2 separate regions of the Homo sapiens genome follow, and region 1 is linked to region 2. A link is an interaction called in ENCODE POLR2A ChIA-PET data of the cell type or tissue named here. Cell type or tissue: B cell. All regions are shown on one strand. Links, peaks and the distances in the headings refer to the core of each region. The heading gives the core; the rest is flanking DNA.

Evidence for each region. Peaks named below come from ENCODE experiments on the same cell type or tissue, not always from the same donor. Only the 100,000 strongest peaks of a DNase experiment are listed, where the experiment ranks them.
Region 1: POLR2A ChIA-PET joins it to region 2 with 10 read pairs; 2 of 35 experiments call an interaction of 5 or more read pairs at or near these places.

The regions. Positions count from the first base shown.
Region 1 is chr4:40,475,659-40,481,347 of GRCh38, forward strand. The region is part of intron 2 of RBM47 (RNA binding motif protein 47); the gene reads right to left. Among named protein-coding and RNA genes, the nearest start is that of MIR4802, 24 kb to the right of the region's middle. In B cell, for the core only: no CTCF peak of the experiment used is centred there; no DNase peak of the experiment used is centred there.
Region 2 is chr4:40,280,878-40,286,566 of GRCh38, forward strand. No RefSeq gene overlaps it. Among named protein-coding and RNA genes, the nearest start is that of LINC02265, 23 kb to the right of the region's middle. In B cell, for the core only: no CTCF peak of the experiment used is centred there; a DNase peak (open chromatin) is centred at 3,334.

The DNA.
Region 1 (5,689 bases), core at 263-5,262, 190 kb after region 2:
TCTCTTCATTTAAAACAAATAAGGTTTCCCCTACCTTTCCAATCTTGATCTGGGTGCGACAGGCTAACTGTAATGAAAGCTTTGCTTAAGCAACCTTCGCTCCCAATACCAGGAGCTGTGTAACTCTGTTATACATGGCACAGGGCTCCTCATTGGTCAACGAAATGAGCTTTGGCCACTTAATGCCTTGGGAGTCATTTGCTAAGGGCACCTGGAATGAGCTTGAGTGGGTGGTACAGAAAGAAGGGAGGTGTTAAAACTGCCACAAAGATAATGCTCAACAGCAACCTGAAACGGAATGGAAACCCTACTGTAACTGATGGATTTGGGGAAGGCTCAAAAGCTTTGCCACTTCATAGAGGACATTTAACAGAAATATTTTATTCAAACCCAAATAACGACCGTAAGGAAACAAATGATTTTTCAAAGTCCACCATCCTAGAACCAGATAGATGCCCATTACATTTGTACAGCTACATGCAGAGATAAAAAACAATAATGCCCACCTTGTCTAGGCTGTTGGGATTAAATAAATAAATATACGTAAAGTGTTTAGAAAAGCTCCTGGCATATAGAAAGTACTCAAAAAGTGTTACTAGGATTTCTTAGAAATGTTATATTTTTAGCAAGTGTTGCTTTTTCCCCTTCTCATTATATCTGGGGTAGGTAACTTTGGTTAAGTACCCTGTGTCTAAAAGACTGTCAACAATCATGTTTATGATGATCAGTCTGGGAGAAAAAAAATAGGAAAAAATTACACATGAACCAAACCCTCACCTTATTTTACTTTATCAGTTTGGAGCTAGAAATTGATTTACTCATAAGAAGTGGAGACAAGTAGAAGAGGCATAGAATGAAAGAGAAGCAGGCAGTACAGCAGGATTTATGGTAATAAAACCATCTGTACACAACAACAGATCAGGAGGACCTGAGGCACTTAAGCTGAGTAAATACACTCCTTTTCAGGCAGTTATGGGATGGAACCTCATCGAAAGTCTCTCTGGAGGCTGAGTTTGTCAGTTCAGGCAATTGGGAGGTTAGAGGAAAAGGGAGCTGAAGTTGCCTGGAGGAGGTCCTGAAAGCAATGTGACTTCTGTGTCCTCTGCATCAGGATTAAAGTGAGCTCTGCAGCACATCAAGAGAGGAAGGAGAAACTAACTCCTCCTAAAACAAAAATTTCAAAAAAATGTGGTCCCCAGTTTTCCCTGAGTCATCACTGTATCATTGTTAAGCTTATTCAGTTAAACCTTAGTAACTGGAAGGAGCCAGAGTTGGAAGTAAAAAGACCAGAATGGGCCGGGTGTGGTGGCTCATGCCTGTCATCCCAGCACTTTGGGAGGCGGAGGCGGGTGGATCACTTGAGGTCAGAAGTTCGAGACTCGGGCGTGGTGGTGGGCTCCTGTAATCCCAACTACTCGGAAGGCTGAGGCATGAGAATCGCTAGAACCTGGGAGGCGGAGGTTGCAGTGAGCCAAGATGGCGCCACTGCACTCCAGCCTGGGCAACACAGTGAGACTCCGTCTCGAAAAACAAACAAACAAAAACGGCCAGAATGACGACAAGAACATTTTCAATCTATTCATCTACGCATATATTTTTTAAAAAGACAGTTTTATTACTCCTAGATAGAATAATAGCTATCGACAGTGACTATAAATTATCAACAAGTTAACATAGGGTCAAAATCCAAAACAAGTCTAAGATTATAACTATGTTAAATATTATATAAAACTAAATCGCTATGTTCTGGCTGAAGGAACTCTGAAGCAGTCAGTTACTAAGGCAGTGTTTTCAAAATCTACTGATTTCAGACAAATTTAAATTCCTCTCGACTACAAATGGGACTCAGAAAGTCTGTTTTTCTATAAGAGTAATTTAGTATATTATATAAGAAAAAGTTCTGGCATGTTTTAAGCATTAGAGAGTATTCTGAGATTGAGGTTTGGTGTGAGTGTGTGCACGTGTGCTCCTATACCAAATGCTACCAAAAAATAACTTAGGCAAAAACATAGGAAATAAACCATCTCAGGATGATGAATTTTAAGACTAAGGGGGTAAGGAGAGAGCAATTTTTCACTGAATACCTGAAAACAACAATTACAATTATGGGCTGCCCTAAATAAAAAATGAGCAAATTTTTCCTGCCTTGGCTTTGAACAAAGTTAATTTAAAAAATACATGCACATAAACATACTAGTTTTAACAAACTCAAAAAATATAGAAAAGTACACAGAAAAAGCAAGTCACCCCTTCTACTGATAGTAAAAGTGGCTCCTACTACACAGCCCTCTGTATAGGCACGTGTGCATCACAGTAGAAAAGTCATGCCACATGAGCCATGTGGCATGTTCTTTTTTTTTTTTTTTTTTTTTTTGAGACAGAGTTTTGCTCTTATTACCCAGGCTGGAGTGCAGTGGCGCGATCTTGGCTCACCGCAACCTCCGCCTCCTGGGTTCAAGCGATTCTCCTGCCTCAGCCTCCCGAGTAGCTGGGATTACAGCCATGCGCCACCACGCCCGGATAATTTTGTATTTTTAGTAGAGACGGGGTTTCACCATGTTGGTCAGGCTGGTCTTGAACTCCCGACCTCAGGTGATCCACCTGCCTCAGCCTCCCAAAGTGCTGGGATTATAGGCCTGAGCCACCACACCCGGTCACATTAACTTCTGTATAGCTCTGGCTTGCAACAAGCTTAAATCATCCCTGGAGGAGTGATCCTTTGTCTTTTACAAAGCATCTTTGATTTAGAGTAGAGTGACAGCAGGCAGTTCTGAGGTCTGAGGCTGTGGAGAAAAGGAAAAAAAAGTACAGACGCAAAACAGAAGCCTGGGATGAGATAAGCTCTGAGGTAGATTTGGAAAAAGGGGTAAGAAACAGGACTCAGGTCCAGGAGAGGAAGAAATGGAGCATAGTAAGACATGATTATGTGGCCTATTTCAGATAGGATCTATTAAGGCCACTGTGGCATCCTGGTAAGAGAGTTATTATTATTAGTTATTACTTTCTTATTTTTAGAGACAGGTCTTGCTATGTTACCCAGGCTGGTCTCGAAATGCTAGGCTCAAGTGATCTGCCTGCCTTGGCCTCTCAAAATGCTGAGATTAGACATGAACCCCCATGCCCAGCCTACTTTTTAGTTTAATTATCTAAAAGCTAAGATATAGCCAATGCAAAGATTATGTGTGTATTTGCTTTTGTATATAGTAGTAGCATATCATTTTCCACAAGTATATTTGACACTATTTAGAATTTCAAGCCTTTGCTGAAACTGTTTATTGTATTAACACATGACTAAAGCATAAAAGAAATTGCACATATGTGTGCGCATAGACATTCAGATGGTAGCCTTCACCTGAAAAGGTGTCAAACACTGATAATGAAATCACATAACTGTATTGGTGGTATCAGCAATAATAGTTGGCTAAGAAGCTAATTAACCAGTATTGAAAAACAGATGAAGTATAAAGCAGTATCCACAAGCCTATATGATTAAAGCACCATAGTATTTTCTTTCGGTTAATTTGTCTATTATCCTATTATAGCATCAACAGTCACAGAGAAGGAAGAATTAAACAATGGACATTGTCATATCTGAAATGAGTGTTCCTTATCTGGACATTAGGAAGGATCTGTGGGCTGTCCTTTTAAAATTTAAAATGGTAGGCTGGATACAGTGGCTCATGCCTATAATCCCAGCACTTTGGGAGGCCAGGACAGGAGGATTGCTTGAGCCCAGGAGTTCAGGACCAGCCTGGGGAACATAGTGAGACCCCATCTCTACAAATAATAAAAAAATTAGCAGGGCATGGTGACATATGCCTGTGGTCCCAGCTACTCGGGAAAATTGCTTGTTTGAGCCTGGGAGGTTGAGGCTGCAGTGAGCCATGACTGCATCACTGCATTCCAGACTGGATGACAGAGTGAGATCCTGTCTCAAAAATAAATAAATAAATAAATAAATATATAAATATAAATAAAATGGTACCTTCTCAATTGGCATCCTTGGTTTATTTACTCATTTTTGTTTTGTGATAGAGTCTAGCTATGTTGCTCAGGCTGGTCTAGAACTCCTGGGCTCAAGCGATCCTCCTCCCTCAGCCTCCTAAGTAGCTGGGACTACAGCTGCACCATTGTGCCCAGAGGTACAACTGTTTTAAAGATTAAAATTATTCATCACATCCACCTGTAATAAAATAACTATAGCTAACTCCTACATACAGCCCTTGTCCTTCACCAGGCACTGTTCTAAGTGTTTCGCATATATTAACACAGGCAACCCCCATACATAGGTTGAGGCAGGTACTAGTATCATCTCCATTTTTTTTTTTTTTTTTTTGAGACGGAGTCTTATTCTTGTTGCCCAGGCTGGAATGCAATTCTGTGATCTCAGCTCACTGCGACCTCCACCTCTCAGGTTCAAGTGATTCTCCTGCCTCAGCCTCCTGAGTAGCTGGGATTACAGGTGTCCGCCACCATGCCTGACTAATTTTTGTATTTTCAGTAGAAACAGGGTTTCACTACGTTGGTCAGGCTGGTCTCGAACTCCTGACCTCAGGTGATCCATCTGCCTCGGCCTCCCAAAGTGTTAGGATTACAGCCGTGAGCCACGCGCTCAGCCTCATCTCCATTTTATAGATGAGAAAACAAGAAATAAAGTAATTGGTCCAAGACCAACAGCCAGCAAATAAGTAGTGGAGTGAGGATTCAAACCCAGGCATTCTGGCTCTTAGAGATCACACTTTACCGCCTCAAGCTAAGTAGATAATCTTCTTTCTTTCCTCCTAATTAGCTACCTCTCTACCTACCTACCCATGTTTCACCTTGCTGCTCTGTCAGCCTGCCAGGGACAGGAACTTCTGTACTAACCCAGAAAAACTTTGGAACTTTGAGATGGCATCTTTGGAGCTAAGTAGGAAACCCTTTAATGTTCAATGAATGAAACCATAAGTTAAGAAAGCCACAAAATCTAATTTGAATCTAAAGAGAATTCTCTTTGCATTTTCTCTCTAAGCCCTTCCTCTACCCGAGGCAGCACTCTTCATTAATTCTTAGAAACCTGCTAGATTTTATGGCGATCCCTTTCTGTCTGTCCCTCTAACACAGCAAAATGTAGCATCTGATAAGCTAAGTAATTATTAGTATTTACCTAATAGATTCTGTGGTAGTTTTAACAGACTTCTTAATCTTAAAAAGAGAAAGTTCAGAATACATATTGAATGCTGGTGGAGAGAAGACACCTATTACCAAGTCACATATCATGTGTAACATTATAGCCCTTTCTTCCACTTGTGCTAAGGAAAAGCCAGCTACATTGTCATAATATGAAAAGTAGATATATTTCCTCCTGAGCCAGGAGGAACAAGGCAGTCAGGTTAACAAGGGCTCAGGAAGTGTGTGGTTTTGCCAAGTATTTTGTGAGTTTTACTCTTTAATAATCAAATGATATTTTAATAATTTCCTCAAAATTGCCACAAAAATCCCCTAACATTCTGGATTTATCAAGTACTATGCTCTTCCATTTCAACTGGTGTTTAAGTAGCACTTTCTATAATATCCCGAGATGTACTCAAGCCCTGGGGAAGTGCAGTCAAAGACCTGGATCATATGTTGTTTCTTTCTTTTTTTTTTTTTTGAGATGGAGTCTCACTCTGTCACCCAGGCTGGAGTGCAGCGGCGTGACCTTGGCTCA
Region 2 (5,689 bases), core at 423-5,422:
TCTCTCATCCTTCAGCAGGCCAGCCCAAGGTTGTTCACATGGGGTCTTCAAAGGTTCCAAGAAAGAAAGAGAGGAAGTGTACAAGGTCTCTTAGGTCCAGGCTCAGAATGGAAAAACTATCATTTCTGTCACATTCTATTGACCAAGACAAGTCACAAATCCAATCCAGAGACAAAGGAGGATGATATATTCAGCCTTTATGGGAAGAACTGAAAGCGATGTTGCACAGTGTGTAGACAAAGAGAGGGGTGAAAAATTGAGGCCATTATTTTTTTTGCCTCAATCTACCATAAGTCTTCCAAGTTTTCAGAAGCCAGAGATCCAGATCTTTATGTGAAATCTCCCAAGTTTTAAAAGCTTCATCGAATTTACAAACTTTTAAGACACTGGGGGGTCAAAGAGATCATATTAGAGCTGGATGTGGTTTGTGGGCCATCGGTTTACAACCTCTGGGTAAATAACTTGCTCAAGTTTCTGTAGTAATTTGCTGAGGAGAACTGAACTTAGGTCTATCTAGACTCTAGGTCTCCATTCATTCAGCAAACATTTGCTTGTCTTCTGAGTATAAGACTTTGACAAACAATGATAAATAAATCGCAATTCTTCCCTTAAGGGGCTTACAGTTGGAAGTGGGAGACATTATGTAAATGAACACTTTCTTCATGTGATTCAATGTTACAGATGCTTGTTGTGGGGCACACTTCTTCCCTCCCCTGAAGGGAACTTCACTGATATAACTCGGAGTCTCTTTCTTTGCCCTTTTATACATTCCACACCCTGGAAGTGGAGTGATATGGTTTGGCTGTGTCCCCACCCAAATCTCATCTTGAATTGTAGCTCCCATAATTCCCATGTGTTGTGGGAGGGACCCAGCAGGAGATAATTGAATCATGAGGGAGGTTTTTCCCATACTGTTCTTGCGGTAGTAAAGAAGTCTCACCAGATCTGATGGTTTTATAAGGGGTCTCCCCTTTCACTTGGCTCTCAGTCTCTTCTTGCCTGCTGCCATGTAAGATGTGTCTTTCACTTTCCACCATGATTGTGAGGCCTCTCCAAACACGTGGAACTGTGAGTCCAGTAAACCTCTTTTTCTTTATAAATTACCCAGTCTTGGGTATGTCTTTATCAGCAGTGTGAAAACGGACTAATACATGAAGTGACTTATCTACTTGGTAAATTTGAGGAAACAACTGTGTATGTTCAGTTTAGCTCTTCCCTTTATTCTCTTGCGGCCAGGCCTGGCCAAGGGTAGCGTGTGATCTCCCTGCTCCTTCGTGCTGCAAGTTCCCCCAGGACTGTAGCATCTCCCCAGCCCACCCCTGGTGAGCACTCCTGAGAATGGGCTGGTGATCCACTTGATTCTGTGGTTCATTTGGCTCTCACACTAGGCAATGTCTTCCTACCTATCTGTAGCAGTAATAAAGGTGACATTTGGCCTCCAGCTTTTTCTTCCCTTCTATTTCTTTCTTTCTTTCTTTGAGATGGAGTTTCACTCTTGTTGCCTAGGCTGGAGTGCAATGGTGCAATTTCAGCTCACTGCAACCTCCACCTCCTGGGTTCAAGCGATTTTCCTGCCTCAGCCTCCCAAGTAAGCGGCCACTACCACACCTGGCTAAGTTTTGTATTTTTAGTAGAGATCAGATTTCACCATGTTAGCCAGGCTGGTCTCAAACTCTTGACCTTAGGTGATCCACCCAGATTGGCCTCCCAAAGTGCTGCGATTACAGGCACGGGCCACCAAGCCTGACCTCTTCCCTTCTATTTCTTATCTTGTTCAGAACCCAGGTAGGGAAGAGAAATGCTATTTATTGGGCAGTTACCTCAAAGGACTCAATGGTGCTATGATTAGGGTCTATATGTGCACACACACACACACACACATACACCTTCTTTACCCCACTGTAGCTTCATTCCCCACCTTGTCCCATGCACCTTTTTTTTTGTTTTCTTTTTTCTTTCTTTCTTTCTTTTTTTTTTTTTTTTTTTTTGAGACAGGGTCTCACTCTCTTGCCGAGGCTGGAGTGCAGCAGCACGATCATAGCTCACTGCAGGCTTGAACTCCTGGGCTCAAGCAATCCTCCTACCTCAGCCTCCCAAGCAGCTGGGACTATAGGCGCATATCACCATGCCTGGCTAATTAAAAAAAAATGTAGAGATAGGGGTCTTACTATGCTGCCCAGGCTGGTCTTGAATTCCTTGCCTCAAGCGATCCTCCCACCTCAGCCTCCTGAGTAGCTGGGATTACAGGCATGAGCCACCATGCCTGGTCGCCGCTGCACTTTCTTAGTTAGGTTAAGGGCTTGTGTTTCCCAGGAGAAAACGGGTCTGATTTCAAAGGACTCTTTAGGCTGCCTCCTGGGTCTCAGAGTTTCATGAGTTTATTTCCCTAAAGGGTCCTAAGCCATATGGGGTGCACACCTGGTGGGAGCTGGGACACACGGGAATGAAGAGCTGCTACCCTGCCCTCAGGCTGCTTCCCTCCCAAGGGAAACACTATGCCAAGACAGGGAAGCTAGGAAGTGCCCTGATGGTGCCAGGGCCCAGGCTGAGGAGAACTAGGTCCTGAGGGTCTTAGCGACAGGCCAGGAATGAAAACGTGACGAGTGCCCCTCCCATTTCTTTACATGAGGCCTCCATCTCCTAGCGTCTGTTTTTTTTTCCTGGCAACCTTCAGTGTCTGTTGTGTTGTGAGCACAGCTTGAGGGCAGTCATCCACCTCTTCACATATTTTCCATCCGTCAGCTGTGAGAGGCAGAGTGTCAGGTTGTTCAGGTTGGTGCAGCCCATCTCCCTCCCACCTATGGCGAGCCTGCTCCCCCGCTCACTCCCTTTGCTTTGCTTTGTTTTCCCTCCCTCCTGAGGAGCTGTGGCGAGATGAGTAGGAATTTAGTTGAATGGAAGGATTTATTTTTGAGACGGAGTATCGCTCTGTTGCCAGGCTGGGGTGCAGTGGCATGATCTTGGCTCACTGCAACCTCAGCCTCCTGGGTTAGCGTGATTCTCCTGCCTCAGCCTCCTGAATAGCTGGGATTACAGGCATGTGCCACCATGGCCGGCTAATTTTTGTATTTTTAGTAGAGACGGGGTTTCTCCATGTTGGCCAGGGTGGTCTCGATCTCTTGACTTCGTGATCTGCCTGCCTTGGCCTCCCAAAGTGCTGGGATTACAGCCATGAGCCACCACGCCCGGCTGAATGGAAGGAATTTTATTACTCTCTTGCAGTTTGGCAAGATGAGCTCAAGAGGGAAGCCACAACAAAGAAGGAGGCTGCTGCCATCATTAGGTGTCTGCCACGCCTATGAGTCAGTGGAGCCTGCACTTCCGTGGGACGCCTGTAGCAAGCTGAGGGGCAGTTCATGTTTTCCATTCACAAAGGAGTCTATGACCATTTTACCGTATCTGCGTAAGAGTCTCCATGACACAACAGTACCCACGTCACCTCAGGTTGGTAAATCAATCTGGGGCCCAAAGTAAACTTTGGTCTAATTGCCGTGGAAAGGATCTAGACTCGTTCTTTGACCAATGGACCCCTATCTAGGGAAGTAAAAAGCATGATGTTAGATGACCTGAATGTAAAAGCTTAAGTGATCTTGGGCAAATTATTAAACTTCCTAAATATCAGCTTCTCTAGTCCCAGCTACTCAGGAGGCTGAGGCAGGAGGATGTTTAAGACCAGGAGTTCAAGGCCGTAGCGCACGATCGTTGTGCGTGTGAATAGCCACTGCACTCCAAACTGGACAACATAACAAGATCCCTTTAGGAAAAATTAAACATTAGTTTTCTGTCCTGCAAAATAATAGTTTTCTATTGAATGGGATAATACAAGTATCCATCTCATAACATAATCAGGAAGTTTAAACAAGGAAATGTGTGTAAGACACTTAGCACATGGCTGAAGACTCAGTAAAAAGTTCCCGTCTGTCATTTCTGGGGCATCCTCAGTCTTGCAGGTGACGGTGAAATTAAAAGGTAGGAAGATGCACTACGTGGTCTAAAAGAGGTGGTCCAAGGTGCTGGGAAACACTTGGCCCCCAGGGCATTGAAATGACCCCCCACAGCCCAGCAACGTCTTTGGGTATTGGGTGAAGGCCTGAAACAAACCAGAGCGCAGAACTGCTGATTCCTTTTCCCATCCTGGACGCAGCAGGAGGAGGCAGGGCTCACATTGCCCCCACACACCTGGACAAAGCGGGAAGAACCTGTATTTCAAATACTTTAGGCTGAAGCACCCATTGGAAGGAGATCATCCAAGGGACCTTGAAGGGAAGGCTCTGAGGTCAAGTTGTTGGAGAAAGGGTGAAAAGAGGCCAGGTGTGGTGGCTCATGCCTGTAATCCCAGCACTTTGGGAGGCCGAGGCAGGCAGACCACTTGAGGTCAGGAGCTCGAGACCAGTCCCAACATGGTGAAACCCTGCCTCTACTAAAAATACAAAAAATTATCCAGGCATGGTGGTGGGCGCCTGTAATCCCAGCTACTCAGGAGTCTGAGGCAGGAGAATCACTTGAACCTGGGAGGCGGAGGTTGCAGTGAGCCGAGATCGTGCCACTGCACACCAGCCTGGGCGACAGAATGAGATTCTCTTTCACAGGATAAAAAAAAAAAAAAAAAAAAAAGGAGCAAAAAGAAAGAGAAGACAGAGTAAGTGGGAAAAGAGAAAAGGTCTGCACAGCCCTCACCCTCTGCCTGATTCTCCCTCTTTTTCTTACCTCCCTGAAACTGGGAAGGAAACACTGCCTGGCTGGATTGGGGCTGTTTTAGGAAGGTGAACACAGCAAAATTCTGTGCCCTGCAAAGTCTTAGCCCTCATCTATTTCAGGAGAGAACCTTCTGGTGGGAAGGGGATGGGGACCAAGTGCACAGAAGGATGAGGAGTCCTCAGCGGGCTGGCAGCAAGCCTAGAGGTCAGGGGTAGGCTGTGGAGGGGGCTGCTTTGAGCCCTTCAGGGTGCTGACGGAGGACAAGCCGGCTGCCCTTGGAAAGAATGGAACACCTCGCCTCCTTGCATTGATTCAGGCTGATTTTCTCTGTTGGACTCTTACAATCCTGGCTCTGGGAGTGGGTTGCCATGGTTCTGCTGGTTTTAACAGAGGGCTAAGTGGCTTCCCTCAGGCTATGCAGCATTTAGCTGCTCGCTTTGGATTTTAGCTTCTCCTCCTTGGAGACCCTGCTCTGCATGGGGGAAAAATCTTGTGTGGACAGTCATGTTCTGGAAGCAATTGGGGAAGTGGGTGCATTTGATTTGAAATAGTTCATGTGGGCCAGGCCTGTATTCTTGGCACTTTGGAAGGCTGAAGTGGGAGGATTGCTTGAGCTCAGGAGATTGACCTGGGCGACATGGTGAAACCCCATCTCTACTAAAAAAAAAAAAAAAAAAAAAATCAGCCAGGTGTGGTGGTGTGCACCTGTAGTCTCAGCTACTCAGGAGGCCGAGGCTGAAGGATTGGTTAAGCCCTGGAGATTGAGATTGCACTGAGCTGAATTTGTGCCATTGCACTTCAGCCTGGGTGACAGAGTGAGATCTTGTCTCAAAAACAAAAAACAAAAAAACGAAAAACAAAAAAATTGACGAGAGGTAGAAAAAGTCAAGTGTAAGGGCTTTAGAGAGTCAGGTAGCTTAGCCTGAGTTCTAGCTTTGTCATGTACCACTTAAATGACCTTAAGCAAATTACTTAACCCCTTAGAGAAATG